Regions from separate parts of the Homo sapiens genome. Here regions 1, 2, 4 and 5 are each linked to region 3. The links are chromatin contacts, found by Hi-C or POLR2A ChIA-PET in ENCODE. All regions are on one chromosome and are shown on one strand. The core of a region is the stretch at or near the end of the contact, and the rest is flanking DNA. Distances in the headings are between cores, read along the strand shown.

Region 1 (3,345 bases), core at 242-2,741, 6.6 Mb before region 3:
AATTTTGAGCTTCATGAAATGTATTTTTAAATGTACCCACTTTCAATTGAAATTTCTTGTGAATGACAAACTTGGAATAAGAAAATGAGGGAGACTGGACTCTTGCAACCTTTTGGACATACCTTTGCCAAATGTAAATTGTTTGACGGTATGGATTTACTGCATTTTTCATGCTACCATTTGTAGTAAAACTAAATGGAAAAAATCTTTCCTCTTTAACAAAACCTCGTGATAACAATACCTTAAAATACACTTCATAGCTGCTGGTCAACCATGTTAAAGGCACAATCTGATCTCTGCTGCTACTTTCCTGAGGAAAAGAGCCAATCAGCTGAGCAACTTCCTCATTTGTTGTGCTTTATGAAAATGAAAATGCAACAGACCTTGGGATTTCAAAGCCATCCATGGTTACAAGTGAGGAAATAAATATATAACAGTGGGGACTTTTACTTTATCATTAAATTATAATGCCCTTTGTTTTTCTGTTGGCTAATTCAGACAGCAAAATGGCTCTCTCTTGATTTGCAAGAGTTAATTTCTTACCATACTTTCTGCATCACACCATAAAGATAACTTCAAGTAATTTTGGTTAGATTGTGTTTTATTCATTTGTTTGTTTTGGAGTTCTAGGATCTGACAGGAAAGCAGTGTGAAACAGGCAAAGTTCAGAGTTACTCTCAGAACGACTCAAGCAGGATCCATTTCCTAGTTCCCCCCAGCTGCGGATTTTAAAGTCTGGATCTAGCTCCTGCTCTTGTTTCTCTAAATATTTATCAGTTAACAATTACACATCTGCTCCAATGGCAACAAACTTGGCTGAAGAAATAATGCTTTTCTTCCTCCCACCAAAATATGCAAAATAATGCAAGTCCATCTGAAGATTTTCGAATCCAATTATCAGACTTAAGTCCCCCTATTTTAACACTCATTTTATTAAACATATTGGAAAGTTATGTTATTTCAGTATGCTCTCTTTCTCCTTGTTTGCTTTCTATTGTTCCTACTCGTTTGGTTCTTTCCAGTAAGCTTCTCTAGTGAGTATTTTGCTCTCTTATCATACATGCCGGCTATAGTGAAGTTAATAGAAGTGCTTAGTAAAGTCCTCTGAATCCTGGTATAAGAATCCTTTCACACAGAAGAGAATTCCTTTCGCTTGGAAATATTTTAAGAAATAAATTTATGAAAGATTGTCTGATATGATTTAGATCATATTTGATCAGGACACTAAACTGAGACCTGCATTTTGCATGCCTTTTATTTTTATATTTGCAAAGGGCTCTTTACACAAGTTTACTTAAATTGACCTTTAATGCTTTACATAAATGCAGTTTTTGCAAACCCGAGTCAAAGCAGAAAATAGAAGTTTTACTCACCTTAGTATATTGAATCTTCAAATCGGTGAGTAGGACAGGTAAGTCTGGCGTGCCTGAGGATGACATTTCTGATTCGGCTCCTGGAACACAGGTGACTGGCTCAGCAATTTGGTTCTGATAGAGCACTTGGCTTTATTTGTTCCTTTTTTATCTGCACGGGCTAAAGTTTATTTGCATACTCGGATACGATTGGATGAACAAACTCAGAGCAAAAAAAGAAAACGACACTACTTATTTGTAACACCTAGGGCAGGAAGCCTTTGACTTTAAACTTAAATCCTTAAGAAACCAGTGCTCCAGCATCGAATTTGTACCTGGAGACAGTGCACTATTTGCAGATGAATTAATTTACAAAGCCGAAACCTGTGATAAGTGTATGCAGCAGCTGCTCTGGCCACTAAGGCCAGTTATTATTTTTTTGACTTCTCATGCTTTTTAATGCTACTATGTAACTTTCTGTTCTCTGACAGACTTGGAATCAGAGAATTTGAGGATTGAAAAGAGTCTAAAAGGGCACTTGTTCTCAGTAGAAGCTGGCCAGGTGTCTTCAGGACAAGGCTTTCAGGAAATCAGTCCATCTCCCAGAAAATCAAGGTGCTGTTTGGGGAAGAAAGGCCCTTTATCTACACCCTACCCTAAGTTAGTTTTAAAATATCGTATCAGTCTTGTGTATTTTCAGTGCTGGGTAAGTAGACCTACTGTGATCTCAGAAGCCCTAAATTATCTTTATTTTCTATATGTGAACAGAAAAGCCAGCAGGACTTTTAGGGAATTCGGAACACACTGTCACACACAATCACCACAATTAGAAATATGGCAATATCATCTATTAATACTCATTTAAAATGAAAGTAATCCTGGTTTTGGAAGTTGTCTGTATTTATCAACATAGGCAGTGTACAAAGACTAAATTTAAGCAGGGCTTCCAAACAATTCAAGTTCTTAAATTAATATTTAGCTGAAGGACAATTTTTTAAACAGTGTTACTCCCATTTTAAGTACAATACTTTATTGTATTGTAGCTCTAGCAAACGTTACAATAGGAACAAGATAAAATACTCTGGATGCTCTGATTGTGGAGAATCAACCAATTTTTTTTTTTCTAGTGAAACTTGCCAATTCCCCTGAATATGGGACTTACATAGGGAAACTAAAAATTTCTGAATTGTTTGCCCAAATCAGGTGCAGCACTTGTTTCCCTTTCTACCCTCATTTCATATCCCCATTTTAGAGACATACAGAGGGTGAGTAGCTTACTTATGGTCACAGATCTATTAGTGCAGGACCAGAATTTCATTTCAGGCCAGTCTGACTCCCAAACCTGGACTCTTATTTCTGTTTACTATTTCTACCCTATTCTCCACAAGAGAACTCCTACATGGGTTCAAGCATCAACTGCTTTGGTTTTCTCAGTGAATAGTCACCCTTACAGGCATTTAAACATAACTTTTTATTCATCTAAGACAAGAATTTGCAAAACTTTTTCTGTAAATATTTTCAGCCTCTGGGCTGGATGGTTTCTGATATAATTTACTTGACTCTATTTAAAAGAAACTGTAGATGATAGGTAAATTAATGGGTGTAGTTGTTTTCCTATAGAACTTTATTTAAAAAGACAGAAGGCAGGCCAGATTTGGTGCACGGGCCAACTCCCTAGATTCTAAGGCAATATCATTCCCAATGCCTTTGACTCCCCCGTGTCTTATGTTTGATGACCAGATAGAAACTTCTGTGTTCTTTCAACATTTCTCTGTTTCTTTCTTTTTGGAAAGTCTAATTGTTTTCTCTCTCAAAAATGTGTTTTGAGTTAAATGCACAATTACACAACAGCTGTTACATAACTTGAGAGTGGCGCTCTGGCCATGCCCAAACAGCTGTGTTTTGCTGCTTTCTTCTCCCAGAGTCACAGTTGTTTGTGGATTCAAATACTGGTTTATTTGATGTCCAGGCGATGAAAGCTCAAGGCTTCATA
Region 2 (3,354 bases), core at 697-3,196, 6.2 Mb after region 3:
AAAAAAAAAAAGTAAAATACAAATTACAAAATTTCATAACTGTTGGACCTCTTTTCCTTCTGCTAATGGAAGTAAAACCATTATTATATAGCAGCCTAGCCAGACTTTTCTAAAGAGAAGAATGCCTCAATTCGGAAAAGCTTTATAAAAATTGCTTCTACAAAAGTTTAATTAATAGATTTAAATGCTTTGCAATGTTGGCCAAATACGAGGGTAGTTTTAAGCCTATCCACTTCATTTCCGAGTTCAGAGTGAGTCTGCAGTTGTAATTATGTGATTAATCAATTCAAGGCAGAGTTTTGTGATCATTAAAAATGAACCTGTAACTTCACCATAGAATTTAACTTAAGAGAAGTGGAATGGGAAAAAGAGCAAGTCATATTAGAACTCTGCCTGCATGATGAGAAACAGTGGGTAAGGCACGACTTATTATTTCGCAGTAATTCTACATAGGAAATACAGATCTTTCAGAGTTTTGTTTGGTTTTGACATTTGGCACATGTTTTAAAATAAGCACCATTTAAAGTTCCTTAAATAAATCATTTCTTTTTTGGCCTACTGAACTAAAAACATTCCACAATACAATTACAAAAATAACTTTCCGGTTTTCTCAGACAACCAGTTTATAAGAATAATTCAGAAGTTCACAAAGGATAATTTGATTTACATAAAGCTTAAAAAACGGACATAAAAGGTAAGTGAAAATGACCGATTAAGAAGACTGTTAAGGTCCTTTCTAACTACAAATTGTCATGCATTGTAATTAAACACAACTACAATGTTAAACACCTGAAGGAAAAAACCCACATAGAATTAATACTGCCAAAGAAAATTTCCGCTATCTTCAGGCACTTGAGTAAGCTATGTTAAAACGGGAAATGGGCTTTAAATTATCAACATTCACATCGATTACACTATGATGCATGAAAACTCCATTCTACAATGAGTAAACGCCCAAGAAAGGAACCCAACCAACTCCAATTGCCCTGGTGCTCGTAAGAGGTTTATACCGCACAAGGGGTAAAACAACGGTAGAGTCGAGCAAGCCTTTGGGTTACAACAGTCCTTGAACACTTGCAATTGAGAACCCGCAATTCAGGAAGGAAGACACTAAGGAAACTCTGCACTGTCATCCAGGGTGATCTGATTCAGGTTCAAACCAAACGCTCAAGGCGACAAGTTGTAAACAGAAGACACACTTCAGCTCAAACCACCCAGCGAGAGGAAGCAAACGTGCCCATCGCCGATGTCACAGCAAATCCCACCTTGCTGGCGCTCAGTCGGGAACGCTAGAATTCTCGAAGCACAGGGGCCCGCGATTCAGCGGCCCGCTACCACTGGGGCGGGGGAGAGCGGGGCTGGGCGCGCCCGCCCCCGGCCCTGCAGCCCCTCGGCTGGACTCCCCGCGGCGCCGCGAGCTCGGGCCCGAGAGAAAGGGCTGAGCAGAAAGGGCGGCCTCCGCCCAGAGACCGCGCCCGATACCCTCCGCAAGGTCTGGGACGGGGATCCACCGAGGGTCCGGGGACTGGGGAAGGCGTTTTCCAGACCCAGTCAAAGCCCCACCCCGTCAGGGCTTTCCCTCAAGACCGAGTGCGTTCCCCTCACGCGTCACATGTGTAACATGCGTTACACAACCCGTCAGGTAAGGGGCGCAGGGATCCGGGGTCGCCCCTCCTACCCCCGGGCGCCGTCGCTCGCATCTCCCGCGGCCCGGGGAGAGCAGAGGGACGGCCGGCCGGGACATGAGGACTGCAGCAGGGCGCTCACCGGCTCAGGATGGGGCGCTGGCGGGGACCGCGCAGAGCCGCAGCACCCGGCTCAGCACCTGGATCACGGCGGATCCCTCGCCGCCCGCCGCCCGGTGTTTTCATACAAACCCCGGTGGCAGGCGAGGCGGAGGCGGCGGCGGCGGCAGCTGCGGCGGCGGCGCTGGAGGCGGCGGAACCTGTCCGCATCCCGGGCAACGTCAGCGCGGCGCCCCGCCCACCGCACGCCTTGCCAGCCGGCTCCCAGCACGCGCAGGGAGTGGGGGCGGGGCGTGCGAGGCCGCGAAAGGGGCGGGGCGGAGCGCACGCCCTCTTCCCGCCGCGTCCCTTGTTACCTCCGTGCGCGCTGCGCCCCGCCTCTCTGCGCGCCTGACGGGAGGGAGCGCGCGCGTGGGGGCGGAGCGCGCACGGGAGCGGGAATTAGGGGCGGGTGTTCCGCGCGCTGCCGGTCCCTTGTACCCAGCAGCCCCGGCCACCGCCCCTCCGTACCGAACTGCGAGCGACTCCCCACGTTCTTCAAGTCATCTTTCTGTACACTCCCAACGAGGGCCCCAGCCTTTTCCCGGAACTAAGCCCGCGCCCACCCCCTCCCCCGCCATCAATCAGTCACTTTCTTAGGAAGGGTTCTTAAAGCTCCCCACGTGATCCCGGGGTCGCATCAAACGCTGGGGACTGCGGTAAAGCTTAGACCTTTCCTGACCTCAAGGAGGGTCCATAATAAGAGGCTGGAAGGGACATGCTGTTACTACAATCGGGCTCCCAGAAAACAACAGGATTGCACCTTGTGGCCAAATCTCAGTAAATTAGATGCCTAGTGCTGCAGCGAACAAAATAGCATGCTGATTTACTGTTTTTTGAAAAAGTGCCTGCATATAATCAAAACGGTAATGCTAAGTTGGCTACTGAAGGCAAAGGCGGAATGTTTTATCTGAGCCAAAGTAATGTGTCAGAGAAATTACTAATACACCCCCTTCTGTTTTGACTGTACTTCAGTGTACTGCAATGTATTGCAAATAAATACTGACATCATTTACTTTTTCACGTTGCACAAGAACATGTTTGCTACTGTTTATGGTAAGGAATGTAATATCACAACTAGATAAGGGAATGCATTGAGAACTGTGAGATTTTTGTTTTGTTTTATGATCTTGTTCAAATAAAATTAAGCAGGTGTGAAAGCAATTCAAAAAGTAACCCAAGGTACACCACAGTGCTTCTTACAGTTTGCCCTTGGTAGATGTCTTTATTCAGATGAACAAGAAACTGCCATTTTATAAACATCGTAGTTTCCCTCATCGTGAGCACTAAAAGATAGGTTACGGTATTTAAAATAATTTTGAAACAACCACCACCCCAAACCACCCAATCAGAAACGTATTATCTGAAAATACCCAATAATAATGTAATAATTTTACAATAATGCTAAATATGTATGTAATATACCTGAAACTTTTCTTAAAGAACATGTTTCTAAATGAGTCAACCTGCAATATAGGAAGATATTATGTGGATGTGTGTGTTTGTGGAATTTGAATCCCACTTTCACAAGCACTGTTAGCATAGTTTGATGACCACAACACAGACCCAG
Region 3 (3,610 bases), core at 86-2,585:
TCCAAAGAGCGGGAAAAAGAGGCGCAGTCTTGGTACTGATCTGGGGGAGGGAACGTCCCAGGGCGCGCAGGGGCGTTTTCTACCCGTGCCCCGTCGGCCTGCTCTGTTCAGTACCGACCGTGTTCGGGGTTCACGTGGCCCAGTCGGCAAAGTTTCTTTGGAGGTCCAGCGTCTCTGATTCCCGGATCTTCAGCCCCACCCGGAGCCCCCACGGTTACTGCCCCCCGCGACCCCCGATGGAGCGTCGGGATGCGCTTTCTCTCCGAGTGCCTCCGGGGGTGGAGGGAGGGAGGCCTGTTTCGGAACTAAATGGCAATCACAGCCCCCGCGGGGCTTGGAGGGACGAGCTCCCCGCCCACCCCGCGGCCCCGGCCCCAGCCAGCATCTCGCGACTCCATTTCTGGCTCTAAACAAGAACGGGGACCGAGTCGCGTTCACACGGAAAATTATGCCGGCTCCAGCGGCGCGTAAAATTGATGTGAACCGAACGAAGTAAGATCAGCGTGATCCTCCCCCTCTTGTCTCAACAGGGGTTTCGGCGCGTTACACAAGGCCGAGCTTGTCTCTTTAAGGAGACATTGGACCCTAATTAGTCCGCATTCCTGGCGCGGCTGCGGAGCGAGGGGCCGAAGGTGTCTGGGTTGGGAGACGGGTGGGCGGGAGGACGAGACTCGGAAGAAGATCTTTTGACCAGCCCCCAGGCTCACCGCTCCCTCCACCCTCTTTATTTTGCCGCCACCACCACCACCACCACCAACACCTAATTCTGAAGATGCAGCCAGGGCAGCAGCAACAGCAGCAGCCGCCGATTCTCCCAGCCCCACGTTACTTTGATTGACAGCTGAACAAATGTTTTCCCGGTTCGAACGCTCGCGCTAAGGAACGTCAGCCAAGGCGAAGCTCCGCCTTGGGCGGGCCATCTCCGCCCCGCCTCCGCCAACCTCATTCCTCTTCGTTAATTGGTCGGAGCTACAGGCGACGCCCGGCCCCCACGTGGGTTTCAGCTGGGTTGGCTCCTCCCCGCTGGCTTGCCATTTGTCAGCAGTGAAATGATGGGCACTAACACAGAACGGCGATTAATGTTCAGCCACCTCTGATTGGTTGGTGGAGACGCCTACCGCAACGGGGGTGGGCGGGGCGCTTGGAGAGCTCGCCAGAGCGCTCGCATGGCGGGCCGGTGATTGTAGTCAATCTGGCCGTATTCTCAGGCAGGGTCGCCCGGGGCGGACTACATCTCCCGGGATGCTGCGCGGCCGCCCCGCGGAAGATTGTGAATATGTATCAGAATGTTAATGATTAGCTGCTGCTAAATTTGGTCAAAGAAGTCACCTACACAGAGCGTGTTGTTAGAGCTGTGCTGAGCGGGTGTTTGGGTTGTTGGCTGCTTTCTTCCCCCTTTCTCACACACTTGTATATTATTTTGAGGTGGTGTTCGCAGAGTTTGAAAGGAGAGAGAATTAAAAAAAAAAGCCGCAAGCGTTTCACTCTTTTATTTTTATAATCCCCTTCAATTTGGGGTTAAAAAAAAGACAAGAAAACAGGAAGGAAGAGAAATAAGGAAATGAGATGTGGTAAAAGAAGCTAAAAGGTGCCTTTTAAAAGATCGTTGCTGTGAAGTGAAAAAAATCTCCAGAGAAACCAAAAAGCACCGCCGAGACCTCTTCCGAACCAAAGGAGTTTGTGTTTGCTTTTAGGGAAGAAGAAAGATCATTCATTCGGAGGAATAACAACCAATTAAAAGACAAATAAAAAAAGTTTGGAGTGGGACGCAGAGCGAGCGAGAGGAGCTGCCGGCGGGCGGTGGGGCGCGGAGCCCGCACTTTCCCGGCCGGGTGAGCGGCGGCCGCGGCGCCGGGCTCGGCGGGTGCGCCTCGGCGGAGCGAACGTCGGAGCGTTGCCTTGGGAGACGCGCGCCGGACAATGCCCGCGGCGGGCCAGTGACGCCCGCGGGGAATGCGGAGCGGCCCGGCAGCCGGCACCCAGCCGCCGCCGCGCGTTCCTGCCGCCCGTGTCACGCGAGACCCGGCGGGGGCCGGGACCGCCCGAGCCGCCCCTCAGACCGAGCCGGCCGCCTCCGCTGCCGCGGCCGCCTCCTCTTCGGGGTCATTAAAGCCAATGAGCCGCGCGCCTCTGCCGAGCGCAGCCAACTAAATCGGCTTGGATGATTCGCGACCTGAGCAAGATGTACCCGCAGACCAGACACCCAGTGAGTGCGGGCGGCGGGGCGCGGGCTCGCCGGGTGCTGGGGGATTCCCCGCGTCGCCCCCTGCGCACCGAGTTGTGTCTTTTGGCCGGAGGGGCGTGGAGAGCCGCCCGAAATCGGCGCCCCGCGCCGGGAGCAGCCCGCCCGCCATCACCCCCACCCCCCGGCGCGGTGGCCCTCGGAGGGGGTGCGGAGAGGCAATTGAGTTGTAGCCATTTTCTTATTGTTGTCTTTGAAGCCCCTGGAAGCCGCGCCGAGCCGTTTGCGGTCCCCGCGCCGCGACTCCTCGAGGGGGGGTGGCGAGCGATGAAGGAGGCGCGACTCCGCGCCCGGGCGGGGAGGGCGCCCTCGGCAGCGGCGCTGCTGGGCTGGCTGCGGTTTGGAAGTGCGGGGCGCCGGCCCCTCGCGCCGCGGGCCGCCGGGGCGAGCGGGCGAACGAACGAGCCGAGAGGGTGGCGGCCGCCTCCCTCCTCCCCCGGCCTGACCGCAGCCCGACGCCATGGCGCGGGTCCCCCCGACGGGCCAGTTTCGATTCCGGGTGAGGAGGGAGTGGGCGCGGCGCGCGGGTCCCTGGGTGCCTGTCTTTGGCCGGGGAGGGGAGACGGGACTCGAACCCTCGGGGTCCGGGGCGCGGGGGCCTGCGGGCGGGAGTATGCGGGGCCCCAGGACCACCTCGAAACCAGCCTCTGCCTGGGCTGTTGGGCGCGAGGAGGGTTGCGGGAGGAGAGTTTTAATCTCTCTTTGCTTGCGTGCGCGATGACCCTCACCCCCCGCTAACGCCGCATAGTAGGTTTTCTCCGTCTCCCTGCTTCGCCTGTGATGTGGGCTAATTAAATATTTTATTGTTGTTCTTCAGGCACCGCATCAGCCTGCTCAACCCTTTAAATTTACAATTTCCGAATCCTGTGATCGGATTAAGGAAGAGTTTCAGTTTTTACAGGCTCAATACCACAGGTAACGATATTGACTTTAGCTGATCCTTCTGTTTGCTTAGCTCTTGTCTCCCCGACAAATACACACAAACACTTACCCTCCTCCTTTTTTGTGGGGGCGTCACAAAGGTATTATTTTTTTTTCTCGGTGGGCAGAAAGGGCAAATCAAGGCCTCCTTCCTTAGGCAGGTGTAAATAAATTAAACATTTCTTCTACCGTAAATAAAAAGAAGGCAGAACAATCGAAACTGGGGAGACTTGGAAAACGCTGAGGCCAAACTTTCGATATTGATTTATTGGGGCCGGGAGAATGAAAGGTTGGGAAGATTCTGGGGCCTTTTGACATCCTTGGTTCTTTATTACTCCGGACTTGATTCCTTCTCACTTTTTTCTGCCATTCCACTGAAGAGCTGAGAGCCCAGGGAAGTCGGAGTGAGCGATTTCATTACTTTTATGCTAAAAAAAAAAAAAATGT
Region 4 (3,397 bases), core at 727-3,226, 6.4 Mb before region 3:
GGGAGTTTCACTTGCCTTTAGTGTTACAGCTGGAAGTTAATTTTGGAAAAACATTCTTTTCACTTTTTTTTTCTTAATTCTGCTACAATTATCATATTTATTGTTGCTATTTTAGGTTTGCCTATGTATTACAAATCCAAACATATAAAATAATTCCATTCAGTTTATGGCACTGGTAATAGCAGCAACAAAGCAAAATGAGACTATACATGTTTTCTAGGTTGTTATATTTTATAAAAAGTAAGTGGAATTTTTTCTTCATTTCACAAGAGCATCACTGTGCAGGAATGTTCCAATAGTTCCATTACCAGAGTTAGGAATACAAACGCAAATTAAAGAAAAAAAGAAAACCAGATTTTGTATAATCATCTTATTCCTTCTCACCTGATGACATAAATATGGTATTAGAAAGTTAGTCTACATCTGTCAAGATCAATTTGCAATAATATCAATTAACTTAACTTGTTAGCAGGTAACTAATTAATTTTCAACTTACACATATGATAGTAAAAACATATATTGACATTTTCTTAAATATTTAGATTAGATGATCATCCTACTTCAGGATATGTTGACTTCATTGATATTGGCATCGAGCACTTAGAATGTATTATAAAATACTGCCAATCTTTAGAAAGTATTTTCATTAACTTCCTAAACTTCATGTTTTTTATGTGAAATATCTATGAGGAAAAGAGGAAAAAGAACAAACCACTAAATGCAGCATAAATTGAGCCATAATGCTGTGAGATTTTACACCTGTGCACTTTAATGGAAACATCATATAATACTTTGTAGGGTTTAAAGAAGAATGAAAATGAACCACTATGGAAGTTACCAGAACCAATTTTCCTCCATTGGGTGGGAAATTTCTTATGGAATGTGTTCTGTAATAGTTGCTGCTCCATTAATCCTTTCATTTTATAGGTCTAGTTCCTTGTTTTGGTGTTCAACTAGTCTACAATGTCAAAGATGTGTATCAAAATGTATATATAACTGATCTATATTACAGTTTATATATATAGTTCTATGTAACTGACTCTATTTAAAAGAATTAATGTAGATAGGCCTTCTGATGTCAATGCTTTTATTGAATGTCATAATGATCAAATTTTTGGCATTACCTTTGTTCAAAATTTTGAGCCAATCTGGAACTTTATTACTTCTATATTTCTTATTTATAACAACAAGCTATATCTAGGAACAAAAGTCGTTTATTTTTTAAGGCAAGAAAAATATAAATAGAAAATTATTCGGCACTGTGTAATGTTAAAATTTACAAATATATGTTATTTCTCCATTGTCACAAGAATTCTAGTGGGTAGACAACTTAGATAATGCTCCTATATACAAAAGTAAAAACAGCTAGGCATGGTGGCTCACGCCTGTGATTCCAACTCTTAGGGAGACAGAGGCAGGAGGATAGCCTGAGCCCAGGAGTTTGAGACCTGCCTGGGCAATATAACGAGACCCCATTCTCCACAAAAAGCGGGGGAAAAAGACAACAAAACAAAAGTAAAAACAGGTTCAGAAAAATTAAGTATGTCCCTAAAGTCACAGAATAATAAGTGATGGAGGTGGAATTCAAATGTAATATTTTGTTTGTTGGTTTGTTTAGTTTTGAAGGTAACATACTTTTTAGTCTACAACCTATTTAACTACAAAAGTGTGCCAATCACTGGTATTAGGATTGGGGCAGATGTATACTCTGAAAATAAAAGTGCAAAATAAATATCCCATCTGGAAATAAAAGTGCAAAATAAAGAGGGAGGAAAAATCAGCCCTTCCATTTCTTTTCCTTTGTAATGCCAGTTGAATTGGTTTAGTGAGTAGTTTTGCAAGACTTGTTTCACTTTGTTTTTGGACATAGCTGAGCCATGTACTTCAAACAGAAGGCAGCCAATTACTAACTTCTGGTTGCTAGGTGTGGCTTCCTTTAAAATCCTATAAAATCAGAAGCCCAAGTCTCCACTGCCAGTGTGAAATCTTCAGAGAAGAATTTCTCTTTAGTTCTTTGCAAGAAGGTAGAGATAAAGGTAAGTCTTGGTTTTCCTTTTAGTTAGTTTTGGTTGTTTTGAAAACTTTTCTCATCACTATGTTAAATGTTACTGCTTCTACAGGATTTATGGTTAGTTGCATTTAACATGATAAGTCATTCATAAATCTTTCTGTAGAATTACATTGGATATTTATATTTTAGGAATCACAAATTACAATATTTTTGTTCTACTTAGTTAACAAATACAAGTAAAAATAAGATAAGTTTGCTTAATACTGGCTCATTGTACTCTTGGTAAGTTACCATGAGAAAGAAGGGAAGAATGTGCTTTCCCTCTGGTAGCCTTAAAAGAATGTGTTTTTCCTTTCCTTCCCCTTGAAATATTTCTTCCCAAGAGCTGTGTGTTTTACAGAGAAATCGTGATGGGGGCTGCTTTTTGGGGGCAAGAACAAAAGTGATAGGAGTGGGCTGCAGGGAACTGTTTCAAAATAGTAGGACTTTCATAATTTATTTTCTTCTTTTGTAAGGAAAACAAGATAGATTCAGACCTCAAAGTGCTAATCATGCTCTTTGTAATAAACATTTAAAAATATATGTTATATTTGCTTATGCTATTTAAAATAAGAAGGTCCGCTTATTACTTTTTTCATTTAAAGAGGGTGTGGCCACATTCCTTTTCTTGTAGGCTCTGTGTCATATACAGTCTTTTCAAGTGCTGGCTGGAAAACCTAAAAAGAAGGGAAATACTTTCTGGGTAGTGTCAGATACATTATCCTAGGGGAATGTCAGTGAGGCCCTCCAACAGCTATTCCACTTGATTGTTGCATGAGCTAATGGCCATAAAACTCCTTAGAAAAGCACAAAGCAAAACTAAAGAAGAGTATTTACTAGTGTTGGATATATTTGTAAAAGTGAGATTACAAATCATGTATCTGGCTATTTTTTTCTTAAACATGTTCCTTCAAGAATTTTTCTGTTCGTTCATTTTAAATATTTATTAAATGTTCTGATTTCTTATGTTCACTGCTAGCTAATTAACAAGGATGGAATTTTTCTTGCCTTGGTTATATCTAAAAGATTGTAAAAACTTTGAGAAAGCAATGTTGCCCTCTTTCCACAGGAGTATTTTGGTAGCTGTAAGAGAATGCACATTGCAAATGACTCAAATGTGGTAAAATGTTGGTTTCATAATTCTGAAATGGCCTCTTCCCCAAAAGTGACAGTAACACCCTAGCTCCAGGCTCAACCACATCCAGCACATAGCCAACATTTAACAGATGTTGACAAAATAGTTAATAATAATATTATTAAGGAACCAGCCAGAGTTTCATGCTTATTAAATACTTTTTCAACCAGAAGGTCTGCAAAGGTTGATTTCTGAATATGACGTTAGCTCTC
Region 5 (3,483 bases), core at 963-3,462, 6.4 Mb after region 3:
AAACAGGCAAAACTTCTGCCTTTGGGAAATTATTCTGTAAGAGAGATATGCATTCTTAATTTTTAAAGTTTTTTGAGACAGTCTTGCTCTGTTGCCCAGGCTGGAGTGCAGTGGCATGATCTCGGCTCACTGCAACCTACACCTCCCAGGTTCAAGCGATTCTCTTGCCTCAGTCTCCTGAGTAGCTGGGAGTACAGGTGCACGCCATCACGCCCGGCTAATTTTTGTATTTTTAGTAGAGATGGGGTTTCGCCAAGTTGACCAGGCTGGTCTTGAACTCCTGACCTCATGTGATCCACCCGTCTCAGCCTCCCAGAGGACTGGGATTACAGGCGTGAGCCACCACGCCCGGCCATTTAAAAATTTTTTAAACCAATTTTTGTGAAGTTCGGTTTACAAACAATAAAATGTACACATTGTAAGTATATACTTCAGTGAAATTTTACAAATGTATTCACCCACACAGGCACTACCTTAATCGAAAACAGAATATTTACATCACTTCAAATCAAGCTCTATCCAACTTAGTCTCTTCTTGAGCCCTGAGCAGCCACTAATCTGTCTTCTGTCACTATAGATGTCTTTTAAGAGCCTGGGGTCTCACTTGGGGAATCATACTCTTGCATTTGATTTCTTACTCTGTCGCCCAGGTTGGAGTGCAATGGCACCATCTCGGGTCACAGCAACCTCTGCCTCCTGAGTTCAAGGGATTCCCCTGTCTCAGCCTCCCAAGTGGCTGGGATTACAGGCGCACGCCACCATGCCTGGCTAATTTTTTTGTATTTTTAGTAGAGACAGGATTTCACCATATTGGTCAGGCTAGTCTCCAACCCGACCTCTCCACTGCCAGCCTCCCAAAGTGTTGGGATTACACGCATGAGCTACCAGCTACCAAGCTCAGCCTGATTTCTTTTACTCAATATATTTTTGAAATTCATTCATGTTGTATGTCAAGTAGTTTATCCCTGTTTATTGATAATTACATTCATTACATTGTATGGATATGCCACAAATTGTTTTTATTCAACAGTTGATGGACATTTGGGTTGTCTGTAGTTTTTGATGATTAAAAACAAAGCTGGGCCAGGCACGGTGGCTCATACCTGTAATCCCAGCACTCTGGGAGGCTGAGGTGGGCAGATCACGAGGTCAGGAGTTTGAGATCAGCCTGACCAACATGGTGAAACCCCATCTCTACTAAAAATACAAAAAACAGCCTGGTGTGGGGGCAGGCGCCTGTAATCCCAGCTACTCGGGAGACTGAGGCACGAGAATTGCTTGAACCTGAAAGGCAGAGGTTGCAATGAGCCGAGATCAGGTCACTGCACTCTAGCAGGGGCGACAAGAGTGACACTCTGTCTCAAACAAAAACAAAAACAAAGCAAAACAAAGCTGGTATGAACATTAACGTACAAGCCTTTGTATGAATATGTTTTTGTTCCTAAGTAAATTCGTAGATTACTGGATCGAATGATAAGTATATGATTATAAGGAGAGATTGTTAAGTTTTCCAAAGTGGTTGTACCATTTTGCATTACCACCACCAACATAACAGAGGTCCAGTTGCTCTGCATCCTTGCCAACATTTGGTATTATCTTTTCCATCTTTTAATTTTGGGCCATCCTAAAGAACAGGTGGTGATAAAGATGTGCTTCTTACCTGCGCCCGTCTATTTATGTAACCCCATTTAAAAACTGATCATTTTATTAATAAATTAAAAAAATCTAAAACATATAAGAATCTGAAATTAAATGTCTGGCTTGACTTTGCAGATATTTTGAATCTATGTTTCCTCACGAAACTCCCAGGCGCTGTATAGGAAACATAAATCCGTTGTCAGGCAGCAGTAGCACGCTGTTGCTCTCGGAGCTTGGCTGCTCGTTCGTGCTCGCAACCACTAAGGTCTACGCAAACCTCCACGGTTTCCTTCCGCCTTCGCGTCACCTTTCTAAGAAATTCCCAGAGGGCAGCGCAGACGGGGCGGGCTCTGAGACTCCGGGCTCCGCCTCTTTCCGGGAACCGCCCACTACCCAGGACTCCGACAGAGGGTGAAAAAAGATAACTTCCGGTCTCGCGATCGTCTCTAATCTCGCGAGAAGAGAAGGCGGCCGCCATCGGCCGAACGGAGGCGGTGGCGAGGGAGGGGGTGTGGCCGGGGAGCGCGAAGTCCCCGGGAGTAAGGGAGAGGGGGCGGGGTCGCGCGTCCCGGGCATACGCATGCGTGCACGCTGCCGGTCGGGCTGGGCTGAGAGGGGAGGGGGCGGCGGCGGCCGAGGCGGCGTCGTTATTTCCGTGGTCCGGACAGTGCGTGGCGGCGCGGGTGACCACGGGAGAAGTAGGTAGGGACCGCCCCTGCGTAGCCATTGAAACCCTCTCGCTCGTGTGTCCGAGAGCCGCAGCCCCCCGCGCGTGTGGCAGATCCTGGGGACCCCAGGTCACCCTGCGGCCCCGGCCCTCCCGCTGCGCGTCAGGTAGGAGCGGCGGGCTCCCCAGTGCCCGCTGTCGGCCGAGGCCCCACTCTTGCCCGGTGTTGCCGAGGCGACGACCCGGCGCCGGACGTGCCCGCCCTCCCGCGCGGCGACAGCTCTGTCCTTGCTTATGCGCCCAGTGGGACCGGGGCTGGGCTGGGCTGACCCGGGCAGGGCGGAAGGGAAGCGTGTGCCCGCCTCAGGTGTGCCTCGGCCCTAGGCCCGGCCGGCGGGACCCTGCGGTGCCTGCCGGCTCCTCATTGCTCCCGGCGAGGTTCTGCCTGGGTCCGGGCCGGCTCTGGCCCGGGAGAGGTCCCAGCGAGCTCTGGCCAGATGAAGGGCTACCTTGATTGACTTCGGTAGCTGCCGCATGGGGTCCTGGGCTGCGAGAGGGGACCCTGAATAGTGCCTTGGTCTTTTGTGGCTATTATTGAAAGTTGGAAGCTCTGGAGTTGTTCTTTTCGGGCCAGAGGTGAGATGGTTTGTGATTTTTCTTCTTAAACAGTAGGAAGGCAAAATGTTTATGGGCCCTGGTAGGTGGTGGGCTAATAGTAAGCAGCAGGAGTGTTAATTGACGTGCGATTTGATTGCATTAAGGTTATTCTTTGCAGTACTGTCCTTAGACTCAGAAGAGTTCTGCTTTAAAGAGTTTAGTTAAGACTTCATCCTATGCTGAAACAAACACCCATTTCTGCAAATACTCTTGCCCTGAAAGCTACATCCTCTCTCTTACATCAGTATTAATTTTACAGGCATAATGGTTATGAAAGCTTCTGTAGATGATGACGATTCAGGATGGGAGCTCAGTATGCCAGAAAAAATGGAGAAAAGCAATACAAACTGGGTGGACATTACCCAAGATTTTGAAGAAGCTTGTCGAGGTGAGTCTGATTTTTGGATTAGAAGTTCAGCATCTGGAAGGGGTAGAATGACGATTGTGCTTTCTAAACTTACCTCATTAGATGAAATCAACAGGTAAATGTGGTTTGTTGAGTTTGTTAGCCACACTTATTC

Evidence for each region. Hi-C counts contacts between places; a loop is a spot of excess contacts on that map. ChIA-PET counts read pairs that join two places held with the same protein, here RNA polymerase II (POLR2A). Pooled maps may share reads with other maps.
Region 1: a map of vagina shows a loop between it and region 3 (16-fold over the local background). The contact joins the promoter of ALDH1A1 here to the promoter of TLE4 in region 3. A Hi-C loop is called at or near these places in 1 of 168 maps with a recorded cell type or tissue (vagina) and 1 of 50 pooled maps. POLR2A ChIA-PET finds 5 or more read pairs at or near these places in 1 of 52 experiments (A549).
Region 2: a loop to region 3 is called in a map of B cell, with 25 times the contacts of the local background. The contact joins the promoter of AGTPBP1 here to the promoter of TLE4 in region 3. A Hi-C loop is called at or near these places in 2 of 168 maps with a recorded cell type or tissue (B cell and naive thymus-derived CD4-positive, alpha-beta T cell) and 12 of 50 pooled maps.
Region 4: a map of CD4-positive, alpha-beta memory T cell shows a loop between it and region 3 (16-fold over the local background). The contact joins the promoter of ANXA1 here to the promoter of TLE4 in region 3. A Hi-C loop is called at or near these places in 3 of 168 maps with a recorded cell type or tissue (CD4-positive, alpha-beta memory T cell and naive thymus-derived CD4-positive, alpha-beta T cell) and 10 of 50 pooled maps.
Region 5: a loop to region 3 is called in a map of naive thymus-derived CD4-positive, alpha-beta T cell, with 21 times the contacts of the local background. The contact joins the promoter of NAA35 here to the promoter of TLE4 in region 3. A Hi-C loop is called at or near these places in 1 of 168 maps with a recorded cell type or tissue (naive thymus-derived CD4-positive, alpha-beta T cell), 2 of 37 single-sample maps with no recorded cell type and 12 of 50 pooled maps.

Annotation. Positions count from the first base shown.
Region 1 is chr9:72,951,562-72,954,906 of GRCh38, forward strand. It overlaps ALDH1A1 (aldehyde dehydrogenase 1 family member A1), which reads right to left and starts at 1,492. Exons shown (of 13, transcript NM_000689.5): 1 at 1,374-1,492. The coding sequence starts at 1,439.
Region 2 is chr9:85,740,008-85,743,361 of GRCh38, forward strand. AGTPBP1 (ATP/GTP binding carboxypeptidase 1) reads right to left here and starts at 1,947. Exons shown (of 26, transcript NM_001330701.2): 1 at 1,768-1,947. RefSeq lists an enhancer at 961-1,110 and silencers at 1,281-1,600, 1,671-2,270.
Region 3 is chr9:79,570,630-79,574,239 of GRCh38, forward strand. TLE4 (TLE family member 4, transcriptional corepressor) reads left to right here and starts at 1,336. Exons shown (of 20, transcript NM_007005.6): 1 at 1,336-2,206; 2 at 3,060-3,157. The coding sequence starts at 2,162. RefSeq lists enhancers at 1,218-1,347, 1,358-1,407, 1,448-1,537, 2,265-2,877 and silencers at 1,768-1,887, 1,948-2,107, 2,218-2,687, 2,708-2,947.
Region 4 is chr9:73,149,889-73,153,285 of GRCh38, forward strand. ANXA1 (annexin A1) reads left to right here and starts at 1,977. Exons shown (of 13, transcript NM_000700.3): 1 at 1,977-2,036.
Region 5 is chr9:85,938,934-85,942,416 of GRCh38, forward strand. It overlaps NAA35 (N-alpha-acetyltransferase 35, NatC auxiliary subunit), which reads left to right and starts at 2,213. Exons shown (of 23, transcript NM_024635.4): 1 at 2,213-2,340; 2 at 3,222-3,350. The coding sequence starts at 3,227. RefSeq lists a silencer at 2,117-2,796.